Regions from separate parts of the Mus musculus genome. Here regions 1 and 3 are each linked to region 2. A link is a loop called in an ENCODE intact Hi-C map of the cell type or tissue named here. Cell type or tissue: heart. All regions are shown on one strand.

Evidence for each region. A loop is a pair of places that touch in the nucleus more often than their neighbours do. Peaks named below come from ENCODE experiments on the same cell type or tissue, not always from the same donor. Only the 100,000 strongest peaks of a DNase experiment are listed, where the experiment ranks them.
Region 1: a loop joins it to region 2, with 9 times the contacts of the local background. A loop is called at or near these places in 4 of 42 quality-filtered maps.
Region 3: it touches region 2 in a loop (4-fold over the local background); 2 of 42 quality-filtered maps call a loop at or near these places.

Annotation. Positions count from the first base shown.
Region 1 is chr1:161,873,443-161,881,442 of GRCm38, forward strand. Suco (SUN domain containing ossification factor) reads right to left here and starts at 3,240. Exons shown (of 24, transcript NM_001357402.1): 1 at 2,869-3,240. The coding sequence starts at 2,930. In heart, a CTCF peak has its summit at 3,182; DNase peaks (open chromatin) are centred at 3,429 and 3,859; H3K4me3 peaks cover 3,558 bases; H3K27ac peaks cover 2,741 bases.
Region 2 is chr1:160,209,226-160,217,225 of GRCm38, forward strand. It overlaps Cacybp (calcyclin binding protein), which reads right to left and starts at 3,667. Exons shown (of 6, transcript NM_009786.2): 1 at 3,422-3,667. The coding sequence starts at 3,442. In heart, a CTCF peak has its summit at 4,087 (motif pointing left); a DNase peak (open chromatin) is centred at 3,726; H3K4me3 peaks cover 3,686 bases; H3K27ac peaks cover 2,944 bases.
Region 3 is chr1:161,127,128-161,135,127 of GRCm38, forward strand. It overlaps Klhl20 (kelch-like 20), which reads right to left and starts at 4,352. Exons shown (of 12, transcript NM_001039482.1): 1 at 4,236-4,352; 2 at 3,262-3,325. The coding sequence starts at 3,269. In heart, a CTCF peak has its summit at 4,300; a DNase peak (open chromatin) is centred at 4,374; H3K4me3 peaks cover 2,069 bases; H3K27ac peaks cover 1,397 bases; H3K27me3 peaks cover 447 bases.

The sequences.
Region 1 (8,000 bases), 1.7 Mb after region 2:
AAGATAATAGTACAAGCATAAACCAGTAACAAAATAGTAAGGCTAAGAAGAGTAACCATTATAAACCATTTATCTACATTTGATATAAAATAATCTCTTAAATTAAACAGTTCTCACTGAAAATTACTTTAATGAAAACAAATGGTAATATTAACAAAGTATTTTTTATCTTTCTTAAACAACTAACTTTGGTAATTATATGTACAATACTGATGCCATATTGATACATGTAGATAAATTACAAATAATTAGACACATTTTAAAGGCACATGCACCAAGTTTTACTACTAGGGAACATACTCAGAATAACTGTTCAAAGGTTTGGATCACATCGTCCACTTCAGTGTGATGATCAACTCCCCTCTGTCAATGACTGAGAGAGTTCTGCACCTTCAGCTTCTGAATAGTGTATATTATATCATAAAACTTTGAAGACTTCAGCAAACTAAGAGACATGGATATTGACTAAGGGTAAACACAATATAATAAGTCCTTGAAGGAGGAAGACAAGGGCCGTCATAAGCAGATGTTGAAGGCCAAAATGAGAGGTTGAAGTGATGAGAGACAGGAGAGAGAATCTATGCAACACCTAGAAGCTGAAAAAGTCAAAGAACTGGAGTCTCCCCCTCAGGGTCTCCAGAATGAAGCAGCCATGCCACCTTAATACTTGCCCCAGTGAGACTGATTTTGGACTCCTGTACACACACCCTACAACTATAAAACAACTATGTGTACGCCAGTGGATTTCTGGTAATTTGTTATAGCAGCAGTAGGAGCTTACAAGGAGGCTTCTTAGTTGAGATAGTTTCAGTACTAAAAACGAGAGAGGCCACTCACTCAAGCTTTCAAGATTCACAATATTCAATACACAGTAAACATAAGAAAAACACCTTTGAATGCTTTTATAATGAAAGACAGCATGCTCTTACTGTTTTACAAAGTGCATGTGTTATCTCATTTGCTTCTAATAACTTTGGTATGAATGGATCAATTTTATCATACTGAGGCTCTAAAAACTAAAGTTCAAAGGAATTATATAGCATGTCCAAGTACACATATCTAGTAAGTGATGGTACTGTATCTGTCTAAAAACACAGGCCTTATTTAACCTATAGTCAGTCAGAGGACCACTGTAGTGAGGAGCCTGTATTACAAGCTGCTTAGGTTCAAATCTAAATTTTAGAATGCAGTAGCTGCTTAGCCATGTTACTCTGTTGCAAGCATAACTTTAGCCTCTCTATTTATTCATCTGTAAAATACAGAATTCAACTAATAATATCTACCTAAGAGGACCTTGCTGACAAAGATGCTAAAACGTACACATGCCACATGCTTGGTACAGATAACAATAAATATTAGCTATCACTGTTCTTCTGTAGCTACACTACAATTACACCTAGAATACACTGTACTACTTAACCAAGAATTGTGATTAGCAGTGTGCAAAAGAAAAAAATAGCAACCAGAATGAATAGATAGGATGCATTTTGGTTTTCTGTTAAGGTAAATCTATAGCACTCTAGGCAGGAAAAGAGAAAAGGCAGAAGGCTGTATCACACACAATCTATCAACTATGACAGTATAAGATCAAACTAAACTGCAGTAATAGTAATAGAGTAAGTCCTGGGTAGACCCTAGAACTGATTATTATATGAACATAGAATACTCAATCTACAAAAGAGAAGTGGGTAACAAAATCTGGAGATAATTTCTGAATGAGGGGAGAAAAGGCTAGTAAGAGAAGCTCACCAACTCTAAGAAATTGCTACCTAATCCTACACTGGTTTCAGGTACCAGTTTCTCTTAAGGAGTATTTAAAGGATTCAGAATGACAAGAAATACAGTCTTTCCAGTCAGATTTTCTCAGACAAGTGTTTTCTTGAGCCCATATTAATATATTATTCTATGTGAGCAACAACTCTACAACTTGAGCACCTCTGGATTCCATTACACCCATAAAAAAAAGGGAATTATTACTGGCGCTTTGAAGACATAAGGTAAATAAGAAAGTGTGTTTAGATTTTAGTATAAGAAGCAAAATCTCTTTAACACAAAGGCCATCACTTTCAGTCACCAAGTCTCAAGGCTCTTTGGGAATTCCTTCAGAAAGAATGGCTTTTCCAAGTACACCTTTAGCAATCCTTTGGTTCATAAGCTATGTCTGCTCCTGGACATCCAGAGATGTGCTTGAAATTAACTTGAACTCCATAGAACTTCAGAGAAAGGGACAGAGCGGGTCGCAAAAACCGTTTCCTTTCTAGTGCCAAAGAACATGCCCCAAAACTATGGCTGACTCCACATCTGTGATAATCCTCTCCCACCAGGCTAACCGAAAAAGGGCTTCATCAGGGATCCCGCCCGCCCCACGCCGCAGGGTTTCAAGGAGCAGCCCCAAAAGTACTATTGGTCAAGATTGTGCAAGACCTGACCAGAAGAACAACAGTTTAGACATTACTCTTACCCTCATGACGACTCACGTTTTCAAAATCACAGGTCCGGAACACATCACACCTGACTCGCCCCTGCCCTTACCTCATAACGAAAGCAAATGAACTGACAGCAAAACTGAGTAACTCACTCACTAGCTTTCTGAACACTACCCAAACTGCCCTAACTGCGGTGATGGGGTACCCGAGTACAAAGGCAAAAAGTGATCCCCAATATCCCCTTCTCTCCCTGCTGGAACTCTGCAAATTCCAAAACACAACTCGTAAACCACAAGAGGAAGAGCTGGGTGGCCGCTGTGTCCCTGGCTTAGGAGCAGGAGCACCAAGCAACCCAAAAAGCCGAGATGATTTGGGGGTGTGACCCGACCTACTCCCTCTTTCATCCCCACGGGAAGTCCCCAGAGGCCGGCCCCTTACTCACCAGACTAGAGAGCAGAGAGAGAGGCAGGAGACCAGGGCCAAGGCCCGCCGGTACTTCTTCATCTTCTCCTCCTTCTTCCCCCTGCCAGGAGGCGGCACATCCTCCCCACAGCAGCCACTGTCGAGGCCAAGATGGAGGAGCCGGAGCAGAAACGCGAGGATGGGACCGAGAGTCCGAAGAGCAGTGGGGCTTGGGGAGCGGTTCCGCAGCGGCTCGCGTCCCGGATGGCCTCCCCGAGAGGCCCACGGCAACGGGAATAGGGACGCTTCACAGGAGCGCTCGGGAGACTGCCGCCGCCGCCGCTCTGTCTGCCCGCTCGCCCGCGCCCGCCTCCTCCGGCCTTCGCCGCCACTGCCTCCCCATCCCCGCCCCGCCCGCCCGGGCCCTCGCTCCGTGCTGCCGGCGACCAACGGCCGCCGCGTACTCGCCTCTCAGCAGCCAATCCCCGGCCGGGCCAGCGCACCTCGCACTCCACTGAGCTGGGTGGAAGGAGACGCGTCACCCACGTCCCTCTCGGCTCGCGCTCCACAAGTCACAGCGCGGGCCACGCCCCCTCCGCTGACAAAGCTCCAAAACGCCACAACCGCCGCCCAACCTGCGCAGGTCCCACCCACTCGCTGGCGCTCGAACAGGAAGTCCTGTAACCCTCGGTCTTCCGCCTTTCAATGGCCTGCCCACTCTCGCTGGCACGCGCCGCCTCCGCGCACGGGTATCTGGGGCTTGTAGTCCTCCTGCCCGAACCCGCCTTTTTTTTTTTTCCTCCGTAGAACTCGCGGGTTTGGTTCTCGAGTTTTACACTTTCACTTCTCACCTTCAGACTGACTAGCTTTGTCATTTGTCATTGTTAAGTCTATAATTCTTCCTTGGAGCACAGTCATGGAACGGCCTGGAATGACTGGAGAGGGTCAGGAGAAAGCATGCTAATGCAATTTAAAAGTCGGTTTACCGGCAGTGGGTCGGGCTTACTGAGGTAGATGATGATTGGAAGGTAGAAAGAGGCGTGTCAACGTTTCCTCTCACATGATTGGCTGGGAAGGACTGAGCTTTTCTTTCACCTAAGTGAGAATTCCTACCTGCCCGCCAGATTCCTAAGATAGAGCTTTAGTGTTCTTTTTTGTTCTTTTAATTTCGGGCTGTGGGTTTGCTGCTGCAAGGCAGAAAAGACACTACGGACTCTCGGCGTCTGGAAGCAGAGAAAGCGAACTCCTACACATACTTGCTGTGAACAAGAAAAAAAAAAAGAAGTGGTGTTCACAGATGGAGACCCCAAAATCTGTAAAAAGCTGAGGCCCAGAATCCTACTTAGGGAGCGTTGGTGTGCAATCTCAGAATGCTTTGTGGCTACTGCCAGACATCTCTTCAAGTAGCTTACTGATCCTGAAAGACAGCAGTTGGAAGAGACTAGACTTTTGGCCTCTTAGTATAGCAGTTCCTTCCTCTAAGTCTCCCGTGTGCCTATTTAACATATCAAAGCAGAACTGGCTGCCACGTTCTCCCAGCATTCTTCAGTCTCTACCAGTTAGTTGCAGGATTCTTCTCATCAGCCCCTACTCCAAACTTCTCCAGCCCAGGGGCTGGGCAGCCATTCCCTCATGCACCCTTCCCTATATAATCCAGCCATTTTGGTTACCTGGCCCTTTTGGTCTGCCCTTTACCCTCCTGGCCTCTTGATCTCCTGGTCTCCTGGCTCTCCTTGCCTCCTCCACTTTCCTCACATGGCCCCTGCTCAGGTTCGTATTCACTCTGGACTCGTCCAGATGCCCCTGTCTCTGGCTATGTCTCCCTTGTATAAACCTCCTCTACCATGCCCAGGAGCAGTCATTCCCTTCCTATTTTATTTTATTTTATTTTCAGTTCCTCTCATCTATCTGCACCGCCATACCCATTAACCTCCTCCACTTCTCCCACCCTTAACTCCTGAGATCTGTGAACACTATTCTGTTCTCATCTTTGAAATTATCTTAATTTTCATGTATAAGAGAGACTACACGGCATTTGTATTTCTACCTCTGATTTTACACAACATTCTCCAATTTCATCTGTGTTACAACTAATGACAAGATTTCGTTCTTTTTATAGTTTAATGTGTAAATAAATATACTGTATTTTCTTTATCAATGGATCCCTAGGTTGCTTCCATATTTTGGCGACTGTGCAATTCCTCCTTGACATTTACCCAGGTGTTATGTTTTATATAAAAGAAAAAGCCGGGGATATGTTAGGTGGAGGCACAGTATGGAGTTGGGGGAGGGGGGCAGGGAGAAGGCTGTGCTTCTGCGGGCCCACACTGAGGCATCCCTTACCCCTGAGGAACAGCCATACAAGTATAGTATAGAATAGAGTTTATTTAGGGCATGGGGAGGGGAGTTGACAAGATAGTAGAGACAGAGAAAGGGAGAGAGAGAGGAGAGGAGTAGAGGCTAGCCATGAACACTTGGAGAGGGAGAGGAAAATGAAGGGAGAAGGGACAGAGTGGGAGAGAGTAGAAAGGCAAGCAAAAATAGAAAGAAGGGGGCAAGCAGCCCCTTTTATAGTGAGTCAGGCATAACTGTGGGGTGGAGCCTAGAAATGCTAACACCAAGCAGCAGGATTGTTGAATTGTTTGGTAGTTTTGTTTTTTTGGTTTGTGAGGGAAGATGGAGCAGAGACTGGATTGGGTGGGGAAGAGTGTCAGAAGCCCTGTGAGTACATCAGGTAATAATGGCCCACCAGGACCAGCTTCTGGAAAACAGATTAACTTACTTGGAATGATGCAAGGCTTATATACTTTGGGGAATGGGAGTAGGGTAGGAACATCTAGGATGGGCAAAGGTCACTGGATAAAGGCTTAAGGTACCAGGATGCCTCATTAACATGGAGAGGCATCCAGAAATCTCAGGTGCTAGCTGAACAGGTTCATATTGGGAGGAAGAAAGTTGAACCTGTAATCTTAACCAAGGCTATGTGATACTCTGCAGGTAGAGGTATGTGGAGGGTTAAGGTTAGAGAAGGGGGAAGCCCTGCCAGTAAAGGAAGGCCTCCATTTTGTGCTGAGCCCAGAAGGCCTTCTGGGCAATGGTAGATTTGGACCTTAATTAGCAGGGCTTTCCCATAGTTTTGGTTTGGTTTGGTTTGGTTTTCAAAGAAATCATACTGTTTTCCATGGGCCCTAAGTTACTTTTTACTGCTGTAATAAAAAATCATGACCAACAGTAATTTGGCGAAGAAAAGGGGGTATCTGGCTTACAGTCGATCCATCATAGAAAGAAGTCAGGGCAGAAGCATCAACACAAGAATCTGCAGGCAGGAACAAGAACACTGCTCCCTGCCTTTCTCCCTGTAGCTTTCCCAGCCTAATTTCTCTCCTAGATGTATGTATTTTGTTATTTTGTATATATGACTGTTTCCCCTGCATGTATGTCTGTGTAGCAACATATATGTTCCTGGTGCCCGTGGAGGTGGCAAGCTGCTATCTGGGTGTTAGAAACTGAACCCAAGTTCTTTGCAAGAATAGCAAATGCTCTTAACTACTGAGCCAATCCATCAGTAGTCCATCAGCCAGGTTTCTTATACAATTTAGGATTACGAGGCCAGGATAAGCACCCCATACAGTGAGCTGAGAACTCCCTCCTCAATGATTAAGAAAATGCCCTACAGACTTCCCTCTGTGCAATCTGATGGAGGTGTTTTCTTCATTGAGCTTTCCTGACACAGATAACTCTAGCTTATAACAAGCTGACAAAAAAAAACAGGACAACTGATTCCTTGACAACTTGACACACAAACACATCACTTGTCAACCGTAACTTTTCTTGTTTATCTTCAAGATCTCATTTGAAGACCATTATAACAATATAAAGCCTTTCAAGTTTATATGGTTCCACAGTCTCAGTTCACGTACTCAGACATGTGTAACTGTATTAGCTTAGATCCCCATGAAGAGCATAGAATAGTTCCTATTTTTCTTTACCTTAGTCAGATTTGGGGGGTCAGGGGGATCTTTTTTATAGTAGTCATTCTAACTGGAGTAAGATTACATGTTCTTTTCTTTTTTTTATTTTTGTTTTTTTTGCGGGGGGGTGTTTTGTTTTGTTTTTGTTTTTTGTTTTTTCAAGACAGGGTTTCTCTGTGTATCCCTGGCTGTCCTGGAACTCACTCTGTAGACCAGGCTGGCCTCCAACTCAGGAATTCGCCTGCCTCTGCCTCCCGAGTGCTGGGATTAAAGGCATAAGTCATCACACCCGGCACATGTTATTTTCTTAATCTGCATTTCCCTAAGAAATTGTGATGGTAATTTTCCATATAGTTATTGTATATCTTCTTTTGAGATATGGCTATTAGGTTTTCACTTGGCTCTTAATTGCATTATCTATTGTTTTGTTTGTTTGTTTTTGAAAGAGAATCTGCTATAACAAAAACTCTCTCAATTCAGTAAAATCTCAAACCTCTAACCACACACCTACACACAGTAACTAATGTTCCCTACAGGTATTTGGGTTATTCTGGAAGTTACAAAGGGACATCATGCACAGTGAACAAAAGCTCAGCCATTCCTGAAAGGTTAACAACACAGAAACTATGTAGGGGTCAGGTCCCAGCCCTGATAAAGATCAGAAAGTCTTTACTGCTGGTAAGAAAGAACAGACCGATCTCAGAACAGCAGCCAACACCTTCTGGTCATCTCTTTTGTCCTTTATCTCCCATATAAATGGTACCTAAGAAACTCAAGAAGAGAACTATTTGTCTAATTTAAGGAGGTGTTTTTTTGATTAGTAGACATTGACGTATTTTGATTTACTTGAAATTGTATCTGCTTCTTTTATTGTTAACAAAATGTTGAAAGTATGAGTGAGTGCACCTGAATTTGCTGTTTTTCTCCACCTAATGTTTTTCCTTATGTACCTTTATTTAGCTACTCTTTTTCTAAAGAAGAAGAAGAAGAAGAAGAAGAAGAAGAAGAAGAAGAAGAAGAAGAAGAAGAAGAAGAAGAAGAAGAAGAAATGAAAGAAAGAAATAGAGAGAGAGAAAGAAAGAAAGAAAGAGAGAGAGAGAGAGAAAGAAAGAAAGAAAGAAAGAAAGAAAGAAAGAAAGAAAGAAAGAAAGAAAATTACTTTTCAAGTCTTAGTATCATGTATAATCTGGCTATTTGGGGA
Region 2 (8,000 bases):
AGCTCAATATCCAATCATCTCATATGAACACACTCTTGGAAACTAGTCTTTGCAAATCCAGTTTTCTTGTCATGCCAATATATCAGGTAGTCCTCTGCCTTTTAGAGACAGACATGTAATGTGGAACGGCACTGGAGACAATGCTACAAAGTCAATGGGCTGGCACTGAAGACACTGTTGAATGCTTAAAAGCCCATACCGAAGGACAGCTTAGTTCCCAGCACCCACATCAAGTAGCTCACAAGTCTTTGTAATTCTACCTCCCTTGGATCTGAGGATCTCTTCTGGCCTCCATAGGCACTTATACATGTGGTATGTATAGGCAGACACAAAAATCAATCAGCTTAAATATTTCCTCTGACCTAATGGTGAGTAAATGCTTAAAATTTTCTGCCTTGGTAACCTAACCATAAAAACAACAACCTTACTTTTATACCTTCATACTAAATAAAAGGTTTAATATTAAAAATCCTTAAATGTTCCATTTACAATTGATAGGAGTCCATTACAGAAAACCACAATACAAACGCAGAGGTGTGGAGTCCAGTCGCAGTGTATATAGATCTGCAGTGTAACTCCCTCACCTAAGGCATACAAGGCTCAGATAATTGCAAAAGAAAGTAACAAATGTTAGTATGTGCAATTCTTGTGGAAATGGTAAATTTTAAGAGCTAGAGGATCAAGGAGCTTGTTGTAAGACTTTGACTCCTAGCAAGCAGAGGTTACACCCACCCAAAAACATCTCAGCGAGAAAGCCTAAACTTGAACTGAACAAAGATGACAATAGATATGCTAATGTGGACAAGGAAAGCCTAGGGTGTCACTACTCTACACAAGAACAGGCTCCAAAGAGAGGCTGAGGGCAGGAGAAAGTCTTCCCCAGAAGAGCCCAGTACCAAACGGTCAGCCCTGAGCTTACCTACTAGTAACATCACACAGACTATGTATGCAACAATGAAAAAAAAATGAGACAGAGAAACTATGAAATTGAAAGAGTGCAAATGGCAGGGATTGGAGGGAGGAAGAGGGAAATGATTTATTATATTTATATTTATTATAATTTCAAGAAATAAAAAATAATTTTAAAATATTTTAAATGCTAGATATTAGATAGTAAAAAAAAAAAAATAGCTCAAATAGCTCATTACTCTGTGGCCATTATATTATGATTTCCTAACAGTTTATAAAAAGCACAACAGTGAAACTCCGGTCTACAATCCCAAGGAAACTTGACTCTAAGATCCAAAACTGCAAAACTGTCACTCATCTTTTGAATTTAGAATCAAGATATTTCATTCAAAGTTTTTCAGTGGTTTCAAAATTCATATGGATTATCAAGTACCACTGTTGGTGAAAGTGGGTTGGTGGGACTTTACCACAGATTCTAAATATCAGCATAATAAAAAAAAATATTAAAAGCAAAGCAAGTACTTATTCCTAGGACAGAGCTTTACTTAACAAACGGAGAAAGGAAAAGGTTTTGCTTTAAACTGGAATGGGAATCTTTTTTTTGAGCTGACTCATGGCAGAATTCCCAGGCCCTCCCAGTTTTCGCTCTAATGGACTCTTTAGTAAGATACCAACTGATGCGACCTACAGGAGAACCATTGCTTGATTTTTGTATTCACAGCCCAGAAACCACTGACAGTGTAGGTTCTGACTGGGATTAGATAGAACAGTTTCCTGTCCACTTTTTCTTGCCTTCTTGGCATGCATTTGTTTTCTATACATAAACATTTATCTCCCTTTGAATCTGTTTCCCAGTTGTTAAATAGGGGCTCGGTCTGGCCTGGTGGCACATGCCTTTAGTTCTGCCACTCTGGAGGCAAGTGTATCTCAAAGACCAAGTGAGGGGTACTCAGTGAGACCTACTCCCACCCAACTGCTCAAAATGGAAGAACCCAACTCTCCTCCACAAAGACATGGAATTGGACACCAGGTACACACACAAATAGATGCACACAGCTATGAAGATGCATAGCCAATGCATGAGGTGGTACTACACCCTCATGTGGATGTTAGCATATGAACAAAAACCACCCAATAAAATAACAAATGTTAGTGAATGTGTGGAGAAATGGCACCTTTTGTGCAATTCTTGTGGAAACGGTAGCTTCCTAAGACTTTCCCTATTATTTGGCAATTACACGGACTAAAAACATGCCCACAAAACAAAACTTGTTTACAAGAAATCACAATCGGCAAGATGGAGAAACAGAAGAGTAGGAATTCCATCTGTACAATGGGACAGTATTCAACCACCCAAAGGAATGCCATACTGATACCACGACTGAACTAGAAAATCCTAAGGCTCCAGCCTAAGTAGATGGAGCACCTACAATGGATTTCTATTTAAGGAAACGAAAATAGTCTGCAACTAGGTAACACTGATGGTTGTACGACAGAAAAAGTTGAATTTCACATCTTAATATGATTGAATAAGGTGAATTTTAATCTCAGAAGAAAAACATGCCCCTATATGCATAGCTCCAAGTCTAAAGTCCCTTCTCTTTTGGAGACAATTAATGCTGCACAACTGTTAAGCCACCCTCTCCACTCTCCCAGTGAGCACGTGGTGCCTGCCTATCTTGTCGCAAGATACCCAGATGAATACTTTAACTTCCTAATTTTTATGTGTTTAAAGCCCATGATTTCTAAGTGAGGGAGAAGTTTCCGAAAAGCAAATCTTAACAGCCAATGTTTCTGTGAAAACAATATGTCAATCACATAAAACCTGTATTGGCCAAAACCCGGCAATTCAATTACTCTTGCTATGGAGACCTCGAGGATCCAAAAAGTCAAGTCATTCACATTCATTTTTTACAAATCTAAAAACACACGCCAGGCAATTTCCTAGTCGTACCTACTGCTCAATTCCCAGTAACTTTTTAAAAATTGCTTTTATACATAAAGACTGGGGGTATACCGGAACGGTAGAGAGCTTGCCTAGCGTGTGTAAGGCCTGCAGGTCCGCCACTGGCACTGCTAAATAAAAACTGAAACCATAAGCACTGTCCAGGGCGTTTAGAAATAATACAGAGAATGTATGTATAACCACCTATAAAATGAAAGCGGTGACCATGACTAGTCATGCGGGCATGGGAATTCCTTCCCATGGCCCCCGGCCCGGAGCTCAGAGCTTTGCAGGAAGGTTTCTGATCCCTGGCCAGGAACCGGGAGCCGAGAAGACCTCAGGCAATGGAGAGAGGGGACCGCCACCCGCGAGCCTACCACGAACCGCGCCAAAAATTGGGATCCAGACACACCCCCGACCTTCCAGCCGCGGCCGGGACACTCAGGCCCAGGCAGGCGGCGGCGTAGAGGCCGCGGGCCCGCGACGGGGGCAGAGCCGAGGACATCAGCCCCGGGAAAGCAGCCGCCGCCCGGCGGCGCGAGCCGGTGGGTCCAGGCCGACCCCTACCTCTTCCAAAACGGAAGCCATGCCGTCGCGCGTCAGACCCGAGGCCGGAGCTGCAGCGGTGCACCGAAGCAGACAGGAAAAGCCGAACACGCCACCCACGAGCGTCGCAGCGCCGGCAGCGAGCTCCACAGACCCGGCGCGACACGGCGGCCCGCCCTCCGCACGAGACGGCTCTGGAACCTTCGCAAGGCTCCACCGGAGCCTCCCAAGGCCCCGCCCCTCCGAGTCTAGTCCCGCCCCCAGGCTGGTTGCCTAGCAACGCTCAATTCTCGCGAGCGATCGAATGCTCAGGAGGCGTCCAGCCACTTCCTTCCGCCCCAGCGATTGAGACGTCGTTCCGCGCCGGCAGAACCGGGCTGCGCAGTCGCAGCTCGCAACCGCGGCCAGACCTAGCCCCGGAACTAACCTTCAAAGGTTTGGGGACCCGATAGGAAGTGTCTCGAGAAGGGCTGCTTCCGCTGGTGCGATGCGGAGTTGCCAGGCCGCCATCTTGTCTTCGGCAGCTCTGAGGTATCGGGAAAGAACAAAGGAGCGCCCCCAAAGAAGCACAACTACCATCAAAAAAGGACGGATTTGTTAAGGGAGGAAGGCTCCTAAGTAGAACAATGGCTTTAAGTGGGCCTTGGGTTTCTGGAGGCGTCCTGCGTCTAGCACCGTTGACGTGGCGCCATCTCGTGGGACTGTAGGAAGGTTGCACGGGCTTCCTGACTGGCTCTGGGCGCCGTGGTGGAAAGCGGCACGGTTTCAAGTGGCCGAACGCTCCATTCTCCCTTGCCTATATGAGCTCTTGATACGAAGTTTTCCACTGCCTTCGCTCTTTACTAGCGGTTTATTTTGTATTTTCAGCAGGGTTTGGATTGAGTGAATTTCCACGTAAAATGTGGAGGAATTCTTAGGACTTTGGGTTGCAGCAGCCCGGATTAGTAAACCCCCAGCGTAAAACCGTTTTTCAAATTATCTTAATTATGACAGCATAGAGACGTCCATAACACCCAGTAAACCGAGACAGAAAACAAACAGTACCCATTGGGAGGTAGAGCAATCTGCTGTCAGCTTACAGATGCTTAGGGGAGTTACTAGCATCAGCAAGTCAAGGAAAATGCTGCTACACTACACTTTATATTAATGTAACATTAAGGCATGCAACCTGTACGAACTTCTCACACAAACTTGCACAAAATGACAAGTTAGACAGGGATGTATGTCGTGTATAGTTGCAACTTAAATAAAAGTCTCAAACCACCAGTCCCATGGCCTATAGTGATAAAAATAAAAACAATCCTTTTCTGGAGTGGACAATGACAGAAAGGTGCCACCCTTTGAAGTTTATGAAAAGGTGAAATAAAAAGGAGGAGGACATGGCTACTTCTAAAGTATGGAGAAGATTTTTTTTATTATTTTTAATTTTTTTTTGTAGCTATAAGGAAGACAGGCAGAGGGAAGGGTCCAGGTCGAACATGACTGTTAGACTAAATACAACATAAGAGCAAGAGGGGCCTTGAACCTGTAAGAGTCCATGAATGGTCTAAGAATCATACCCTAGGCTCAAACAGTATGTAAACGCACAGAGTGTTTTATTCTGCAGAAGTCCAGCGGTGCTGGAGTCTCCCATTACCAGAAATAAAGAGTCAACCAAGTGAGCTTGAAGGCCTGATTTAATGCATGTTAGGAGATTCCATTTATTCCCTAGGGGATGACCTCTAACCCCATTTCTATCGACATTCCATTACTCGGGCATGGAGACTAAAAACTGTTGCTGAAGAAGTCTGGAAACTGGTGCCGACCCATTGTCCTTGCCTCAGGCCAGGTGGTGAGGCAGCTTCTGCGGACTGGCCTTACCCAGTCAAACGGTCAATTTAAAGCCTGTCATGGAGTCAGCCTAACCTTCTCAGACCAAGAGAGGCTGACTCAAACAAGAGACCTAAGTAGCAAAAATGGTTGAGTTATATAGGGACTGGTTTTGGCACAAGACACCCCAAGTCCAAATTCTCAACACAAAGATTTATTTCCTCTAGTGGGACAAGCAACAGATAGAGGCCTAGGAGAAGCAGAAAGGAGCAAGGTAGAGAGTGAAGGGCTATTTGTCCTAGAGGGACAAAGGACTGTCTCTGATTAAGAGAGGAGTCCAGGTTGGGAGAGAACAAAGGAGCATCCCCAAAGAAGCACAATTACAATAAAAAAAAAAAAAGAACAGATTTGTTAAGGGAGGAACACTGGCTTTTAAGTGGGTATTGGGTTTCTGGAGACATCCTGCTTTTAGCACCTTTGACTTGGCACCATCTCCTGGGACTGTTAGAAAGGTATCAACTGGCCCTTAGGCAGTTTATAAAAGTCAAATGCCCTGTTAGGATGAGGTGTTTCATTTTAATTGGTCATGTTTATTAGGGTGGGAAAGGGGGGCTTTTTGTTGCTGGATTTAAATACTTTGATAGCTGGACCTTGATAGCCTCAGGAAATGTTCAAAAATGGAACAGACCTTGGTGGCTGACTTTAAAAATGTGATCTAAAGGTTTTCAGTGGGCAGAGGGTATAGGGGAAAAGAGCAAGGCCTGCCAGAGCCACGTGTGCCATGCTCATGCTGGCTAGAGTCCCTTCAGGGATCAAACTGGAAGAAGGGAAACAGAAGCCCAGACTCCAGGAAAGGGAGAGGTTTAGGGTAGAGGGTTGGGTGAGGAGTGCTGGGAGGACTCACAGACACTGAGACCTAGATTTCTTAGAAACCTAACAGTATTATTATTTGATTTGGGTATAGGTTACAGTGGTATGAGCTGTAAGTATAACATTTGTGTGGTTTGGTAGTTTATACCTAAGGCCTACGAGGGAGCTTTTCAAGGTGACAAGTGTTACTATTGTGGAGATCCCATCAGAGATGACTACTCTGATGCAGTTTATAGCCAATTGAAAGTCTTTAGTCCAGCTGGGCCTACACTTGGGTATTTAGGATCCTAGTGTAGCACTGCGTGTTTGTAGTAAGGGAGGCAAAAACCATGTCGTGGTAGCTCAGAAGTTGCAAGGGGAAGTTTTGTGCAAGCTAGCATTTTAACAAAAGCTAAGTGGTGTTAGCTGGAAGGGAAGGTTTACACAAGCAGCTGGTTTACCAGAAGCTAAGAAAAGTTAGTTGGGGCATTTTGACCTTGGATTTCTAGAACAGTGTTGGGTAATCTATGGGATTTTCCATCAAGATAATCAAATTCTAATTAAACCTAAATTGACCTCAGCAAGAATGCAAGATGGAGGAACCTTTATACTATGTTGCCTTGTCATGTTACTAGTGGGCTAATGGAAATATACAAAGATCATTTGAACTCAGCAGCACAAAATAGCAAGATCCTGTAAGTTAGTGAAATGACCTAGCAGGTATATATTTTATATTTCAATTTTTAAAGTATGCAAACAATAAACAAATGACTGGAATAGGAACAAATATTTCAGTGTACTCCATGGAAGCATCACCTAATCATCTTACTTACTTAGGCCCAAGAGTCACATTGAATCTTCAATCTTAGGCCATATATCATATATATAGCAAGTCCAGCTGACTTCATCTTTAAAATGTGTAGAAACTCAAACACTTCTCATACCCTTTACTGTTACCTCTACTTTCTCCCTGGTTTAAACAATGGCATTTCTGTTGTTTCATGAGCATACTGTTTAGTGTAGTTTTCTATCTCACAAGTCTATAATTTGCTTTTTCTACTGCCTAGAATGCTTGCTCTCAAAGTCATCACATAGATCATGTCTATTCATTACTTAAAAGGAGTGAACTCCTAGGAGAGAATGAGAGAGTAAGTACACATTAGAAATTGGCTAAGCAAATCCAAAGCCTGTTAGGACAGGGAGACTGGATTGGGAGATCATAGATAGAGTGTGCCCCATGGTTTATCCACAAGAGGCTAGGAAGAACATGAGCTGAAGCTGGGCATGGAGGTGCATGCTTTTAATCCCAGCACTTGGAAGGCAGAGACAGGTAGATCTGTAGACCAGCCTGGTCTACAGAGTGAGTTTCAGGACAGCCAGCTGTCCTACACAGAAATCCTTTCTTGTATACTCCCTCTCCCCCTCCCCCCCAAAAGAGAACATGAAGTGGTTGGAACTTAATTCTTATGCAAGGATCAGCCTGTCTTGTTTTCAAGACATTACAATGGGTAGAACTATGCCTACCTTGATTATTCAAGCTCTCTCCTACATAAAGTTTAATTATGACTTCATGGCAATGCTTAGTGTTTGGTTGAACAACTAGGGAGTATAGGTGAACCAAGTTCAATTATCAAAGACTACACAGCTGACTAATCCATTTCACCCACACCAGTCTCATGCTGTTCTTTATACCTTTTTGCTACCTAAAGCTTATTAGCCTTTTTCCTGTTAGGAAAGTTTACTTACTTGGGAGTTGTAGATATTTTACTCATCTCTCCCCCATAGGAAAGTTTACTTACTTGGGAGTTGTAGATACTTTACTCATCTCTCCCCCATACAAGAAAGCCACCATGGCTTCCCTGAATGATGGGACTATGTTGGAGACTGGTACTAATGCTTTGATTAAATAAGAAATCTGTGTGCCCAAACACTAAAGGTCCTT
Region 3 (8,000 bases), 920 kb after region 2:
TGAGGGGCAGGGTCCAGCTTTGTCTTTTTATATATCTGGCTTATTTTACTTAACATAATATTTAACATACTTTGATCTAGGTTGCTGTAACTTATCTAGGTTGCTGCATATTCTTTTTTTCTAAATGACTACATATTGGTGTGTGTGTGTGTGCTCTTCTACTTCCTCTATTCAATGGATACTTCAGGTGATTTATATATCATGTCTGTGTGCTACAATAAACATAGTAGGACAGGAATCTCTCTGATACAATGATGTCATGTCCTTTGGATGGATATGCACGCACACACACATACACACACACACACTCACACACACACATCTAAATGGGATAGCTGGCCAAGTGATAGACTTTGTTTTGTTTTTAGGGACTTTCATAGTATTTTCCATAATGGGTAAATAAACAAACAACCCTTGTATTAAAAGATGACTGGGTTAATTACTTTGATTTGATCATTACACATTATACACATATATCAAATTATCATGCCTTATTGCATAAATACATACAATTAAAAATAATGTTAAGGAGTTGGAGAGATGGCTTAACAGCTAAGAACACTGGCTACTCTTCTGAAGAACCTGGGTTTAATTCCCAGACCCACATGGCAGCTCACAATTGTCTGAAACTCCAGTTCCAAGGCATACATCACCCTCATACAGACAAAAATGCAGATAGAACACCAATGCACATAATAATAATAATATCATTTCAAAAAAAATAAACAATTGAATCTTTTAAAAAACATTAAAACTACGAAAGAATACCTTTAATGAGAGCTTTCGATCTTTCCTGGTCCATAGAGCCTGCCCCCCAGCCAGAGGAAAGAGCCCAGAGGAGCTGCTCATTCAGACAATTATTCAGTAGTCATTAGGTGCTGTGAGGTTATGGTGTTGGGCATTAGGTTCTATGGGGGAACTTACAATCTGTGAGAGAGAATGAGCACGCATCCAAAAAATCACAATACAGACTTGCTTTCACTCCAAGTCTCTTTAGCGGCAGCTGAGGATAGACCCAGCACTGCCGTGGAAAGGTTACTTCCTGAGTTTTAGCAGCAGAAGGAATGGATAGGGGAAACGTGATCATAGCCTAATGTAGGCAGCATTCAGTCAAAGTAGGACCAAAGAATAATGGGTAGGCTGACCACTGGCCAAGTCTGATAATAAAAACTGTAACTCAACAACTGATGGCATTAGAATTATCAACATCATTTTAAAAAGCTGACAGCATTGTGTAATAAAACTAAAGGAAAAGGAGCTCCTGGCATTGAGTGAGTCTGTGTATATTTTATATAGAAATTCCTAATACACTAAAAACATTGCCACAGTCTGGTTTTCCTTTATAAAATCCCAGTACCGAGAAGGGGAATTGGGCATAAAGTCTCACTCCAACCAAAAAGCTATTTGCAACTGATAGCTGCTGAGAGAGGAAAATTCAGGTTTCACTGAGTATATCAACCACAGTCCAGGCTAGGCCCCGTGCTCAGGAGGGACTAGCTAACATAAAACATACTCCATGTTGTTGTTGTTGGTGGTGGTGGTGGTGGTGGTGGTGGAGGTGGTGGTGGTGGTGGTGGTGGTGGTGTGTGTGTGTGTGTGTGTGTGTGTGTGTGCGCATGCAGTTAAAAGGGAAAAGAACAGGAACTTGCATGGGTAGGGAGTAGGGAGGACCTGGAAGGAGCTGGGGGAAGGGAAAGAATATGGTCAAAACTATATTAAACTATATTGGAATGTAGGAGTTAGATTTCTAAAGAGTTTGGATTTTCTGGTTCTTAATATTTAAATCTGCCTTTTTGCATAGTAGTTTTTTGTTACCCATAATCATTAAGTGTGAAATTTTGTGAGCTTACTATAAATGTAATACCCTGTACAATAGAGAGGTCAAACTATATTATACAAAACTTTTTTAAAAATAAAATTTAATTTAAAAATATTAAGTTATTATTTTAGCAATTACATAAGATTTATTTACATTTATGGCGACCGAGGATGAGACAAAAACTGGTGGTTTTTATAATCATGCTAGAAAAAGAAGTGGTGAAGCACTTAATATATGTGTGGTTAGTTTCTTCTAGTATGTTAAAATCTAATATTTTCTTACTATAGGGTCATGAGTACTTCCTAATGCTGTATCATGGGCACACACAGCAGCAAAGTGAACAGGACAAGAGAAAGCACAACAGTTCAAAGCCACTTGATGTATCAATAACAAATCTGAAAAGGACATCGATTCTCACTCTTTACTTGAACTTCATCTTGAGATCTTGCTGCCGCTGCCTGTAAGGTGCTGGGATTTACAGGTTTGCAAGGCCACGTCCAGCCTTCCTCCTAGTCCTAAGTCCTGTCCTTATTATGATGGGATGCCTCTTTTCTATGAGGGTCTCTGTGTTGTTTATCTTTGATGTTAAGTGACATGTGACAAAATAAGTTTGTAACCATAATACAAGTCTAAACAATGAATAAATACAACTGACTTGTTTCAATAAAGATTCTAGTACAATTTCTTAAGACAGATTGAGAAAAGGCATTAGTAAATTCTGGAGGAAGGCAGACTGGCACTACATACTTTTCTATTTTTCTACATCTATTTTAGTCTTTAAGCTTTACTGTAATGCAGCTATTTTAGTAAGCATATTGATGAACCCCAGTAAAATAATCAAACCATAACTGGGAATGCAGTACAGCATCTTACAAATACTACTTTTCCTTGGCAACAGACTCCTCTATATTGTACAGGGTATTACATTTATAGTAAGCTCACAAAATTTCACACTTAATGATTATGGATAACAAAAAACTACTATGCAAAAAGGCAGATTTAAATATTAAGAACCAGAAAATCCAAACTCTTTAGAAATCTAACTCCTACATATAAAATATAAAGCTGTAGTAGGGTATGGTGGTGCACACCTTTTAATTCAGCACTTGGGAGATACTGGCAGGTGGATCTCGGATTTTGAGGGCAGTTTGGTCTACATAGCACGTTCCAAGACAGCTAGGACTGCATAATAGTTCTTGTTTCAAAGCAAACAAACGAGCAAAGAAACCCAAAAATCCCTAGACAACACAAAACAACACAACCAAATAAACGAAGTTGCTATTTTCTGACATTACTAGTTTCGATTTACTTGAAACAAGAACGATTAATTCCAAGCAGGATTTGTTAAGGTTTGTGAATAAATAATCGTAAACGATGCACTGTTAGTAGAAGCTTAATTTCAATCACTGAAATCAATGTTTCATATTCTTAAAAAGGCTTACCTGCGCATTGGCTTTCCTTCCCTGCACCATGAAAAGTATCCTTCACCGTGTTCTAAAGCCGTACCTTCAACAAGAGAGAAGTAGTAGCTTACTAAAAACTGTTCGAGTTCTCCAGCAACTTGTATAATCACTTCACTCATTTCGTCTGTAATCAGGAATCTTACATCCTAATGTAATCTTTGCGTAGATGCGCAATCATAATGTAATGCCTTTAAGAGGACTATCACTAACTAAAGATGCTAAGGTGACAGATTATATGTGAATGTGAGGGTGACTGGGAAAGCAGTCAGGATCAAAATAGTCATGATCGCTAGTTGGTGTTTTCTGCTCAAGAAGCACCTGGGGAGTTTTTTGATTTTTTAACTTCACCATCAAGTATATTTGCAGAGTAATCACTTGATACCAGCAGCAGTACTAATTTAGTGACTCGGATAGGAAAAGCATTGTTTTAGCACTGAATCCGAAGGTTGTTAACTTATTCTGAAGTGACAAGCAGGCCGGAGGCGGTTGCCTTTAAAAACAACTCCACTTCCGACCAGCCCAGCCCGGGCAGCTTGAACAAGGGCAGGGAAAGTAGTTCTAGACTACAACTCTCCCAAGCTCTCGTCTTAGTCGCCGAAATATTGTTCACCGCCAGGATCTTGCTGGCTTCCAGAGAGAAAATGGGAGGCAGAGTGCTCGCTCCCTTAGAATTCCAAGTGAAGCTGTCCAGGATGCGGAGTCCTGCGTCCCCAGCAAGCATTGCACAGCCTTGCCCTGGCTTCAAGACACCTCGGGCAGCCAGCAGCAGCGCAGCCTGGAGCCCTGAAAGGCCCGACCGAGGAACCCTACCGTCCCTTAGAGGCACGACTGACAGGCAGCCTAGAAAGCACTGCCCTGACCCCGCCGGGCAGTTCGGCAAGTTGAGCTCATAGATCTGCAAAGCGAGACCTAGGGCTCTGTTCTCCATCCCGTGCTCTAGAGCTCTGACTTACTGGCTTTGACACTTTTCTCTCTGCGGCACCCTCTCTGCCTTCTCCGCCCTCTCTGCCTCCACCTCTGGAGCCGCTAGCGCAGGCAGGATGCGGCTCCTGCAGCGATTTCCTTTCCCTGCACCCGCCCAGATCCAGAAACAGGAAGCGGTCCGATGGCTAAATCCTTCCCACGGAACTGCACGTGTTCGGGCAAGTAGTTCCGTCATGGCTCCGGAAGTAGCTGTGCCTTTCGCTGAGCGTTTCCCAGGACTGGTACCATTAGTCGATCTGACTTTTACAATATACTTAGAGAGCAACCAAATAAAATATGTATGAGGTGAGGGTTTCATTTTTGAGTATATAACTAAAAGTCTGTTGCTGATGTATTGAAAACTATACAAGGCTATTATTAACCAAAATTTCTTTAGCTGAACTTTATTTGACATCTATAGACTCTGTGCAGTTGTTTTTGATAGGAAATATACCTCATATTAATAAACTTGTAGTGGGAATGATTGGTCTTTAAATTCAACTTCTAATTCTAGTTCTATGATACACTTTGTCATTTGGCCAAGTTTTTTCTTCATATGTACCAGTGATATATAAGTAAATAATATATGTACTAGTAACAGCTATGGATACCCCATTTATTATCAAATACTTAGCATATAACATTGTGTATTAGTTTATCAGTTCTAGTATCTCTCTTATTGAAGGATTTATTACCATTTTTCCAAATGGTGGTAGCATTATGTTTCAGATAGTGCCATTCCAGTCGGTACCAAAGCGTTATGTAACTTACAAAAGGGTAAGGGTATCTACGGAGCATAGCCTGTAAGGGTTAGAGCCACAACTTGATGCCGTGTACAATGGTTCTAGATTCTGGCCACAATTATATTATATCTTCCTCCAGAAAGGTTCAAGGATTCTCGTTGGTCCATATTATTGGTACTTTCAACTTTAATTTTTTGCCAATCTGATGGGTATAAAATAGTTTAGATGTACATTTTTCTGATCCATTGAAATGGCATCTTATATGTGCACCTCTCAGGTTTCTTTTGTGTAGATTGTCTAAAAGTCATCTTCAAAGTGACTCAGATTCTTCCAAAATATGAGTCATGATTTTAATTCTTTATAGCTATACAGTTCTATAGCAAGGGAGTTATAAAAACATTAAGGAATGCTAGTAACTAAAATGGGCTTTTAAGCCAGGGTGAAAGTAATATTTCCTATTCTTAACCCATTGATTCCTTCTTAACCTACTACCCACTGTAAGCTGGCTTGTGCTTCAACTACTCTGTTTCTTTTTAAAGGGGAGGAGTTCAGTGTGAATCAGCTCTTCATATTTATGCCAATTAACAAAGTATACATAAAAATAAACATATGAAAAAACTGGCATTTCCAATTATTATAGAACTCCTACAATCCCATAGGCGTCCTCTTAGGGATCCTAAATTTCTAGTTGAAAATATACTTAGAACTGGTTTTATAATGTGTGAGTCTGGGGCAATAAACAATACTCTGGGGGCCAATGAGCTTAACTTTTAGACATTTGATGAGAAATAGTGTCCTATTTGTCATGTTTAAAGGACATAGAATCCAAGGCTTAGTTGTAAACAAGACCCATGAGACTCTTGGTTTTGTCAAATCTTCATTTCTGAGGAAATAGACATTATAAAATTAAAACACAAGTTGTGTGGTTGCTTAATTACAATATCAGTATATCTGAAAGTGATGTACAGGATTTGCATTAAGAAAATATGTAGCAGGGAATCCATATCTGGTCTCAGTGATCAGGGAAAATATGGTTGGCAGCACTTAAGATATTCCTTGGTGTTCTTTGTCCCCAGTAATTGGTACCTTATGCATGTAGCCATCTCCTTTTTTGCCATTGTGATTATTATAATGTATTAAAAGGATGGGGTGTGGTTCTTCAACATGATGTTGTTTGGACGTTCCAGTCACCAGAATGAGATCAACAAACTTCTTTTCTTTATAAAGTATATAGTCGTAGCTATTTTGTTATCACAACACATAGGTTTCTATGATGGAGAAACAGAAGATCTTTGTCCTGGTGCTAACTTCATGATCTCAAGCAAATGCTTTATTCTAACTTCAGTTTTCTTACCTATATGTTGATATTTCACTCCTTGCAACTTTCTGAGTCAAGAGTTATTTGTAGAGGTGGGGGAAGATAACTCAATTTTTAAAATGTTCGTCTTGTATGTGTGGAGCCCTGGTTTCAATCCCCAGCAAACTCCTGTCGGAAGTTCTGAGGTTGTGTTGTGTAACAGAACTTTTCCTGGGAAGATGTAACACACATTATCTAATTACCCTAGATAGGGAACTCATAACAGACCATAGTATGGGTACCACCCAAAGTCCAACTTGGTGAACCAATGAATTTTATTGGGATTACTTTCAGGAATATGGGTAAAGGTTACTCACAGGAGCAGAAATGACAGCTGCACCACCAAAATCTACACCATTGTGTAGTGCATGAGTGACAGCTCACAAATTTGGGAACCTAGAACACACTGCACAACCTGTTTGGAGAGTATCCTTTCCTAGATGCCTCAGTTAATCTGAACCTTTTCCAGGCAGCTGGTCTGGTTTGGAGCACTTCTTTGAAGATTTTCTCTCCTGAGAGTCTTCTTTGCAACTTAGCTTGTCTAAGTCTCCTTGGCAGCTGGACTCATCCAAGGGTCTTCTTTGCAGTTCTGTGTTCTTCAGTCTGAGCTTTTTTCCCTTCCTCTGGCAGTGAGAGCCCTAGTGAATCTAGTCAATTTCAGAGACTTCCTTAAGCTATTTGAGTTGTTTGTCTTCCTGCTCAAGGAGCTCCTCTACAGGATAGGATGTTTCAGACCTGGAGGAAACTGTTACACAACAGGTTGTAATGAAACTTTAGAGGCCTCAAATTGACATACTAAGGGTTGGGTCATTATACCCTACAACATTAAATGTGTTTGAAATATATATAATGAAAGTACACAAGCCGGGCAGTGGTGGTACATGCCTTTAATCCCAGCACTTGGGAGGCAGAGGCAGGTGGATTTCTGAGTTGGAGGCCAGCCTGGTCTACAGAGTGAGTTCCAGGACAGCCAGGGCTACACAGAGAAACCCTGTCTTGAAAACCAAAAAGGAGGAAAAAAAGAAAAAAAAAGAAAGTGCACAAATAGAATAAAAAAGATGGTTGCATTTCTTGTGTAGAGAAACACCTCCTTAACCATAACTGATTTTTTAAAGGGCTTGGAGAATGGGGAGATGGATCAGTGGGTAAAGTGTTCATGGTACAAGCATAAAGATTTCAGTTACTGGAATGGATGCTTATTCTAGATATGAATTTGCCTTTTCTGGTTGTAATGCTGCTGCCAAAGCTCCCAACCATGGCCATGCAGAGTGCTTTATCCATCCTCATAATGTTCCACCTAGAATTACTTCTTACCAAGGACTTCACTTTACAAAGAAGTGTACCAGTGAACTCACTGAATTCACTGTTGTTACCTTGTACTCCACAACCCTGAAGCAACTGGCATGACAGGATGATGGAATGGTCTTTGAAAACCACACTTATGTTGTGATTTTTAAGGGAAGTTAGACTTTTGTCTGTTTTTTTTTTTTTTAATTTGGCCTATTCTAAGCCAAGGGACCAGTGTATAGTATTGTCCTGGTAATTGTCAGCCTCTCTTATGCTGTCTATTGGAATGCTGGGTGTGAACAAAGCAGGTTGTTCTCTAGGAAAGCAGAAAGCCAGGGCAGCATATTATTTTGTCTTTAATTAGCTAA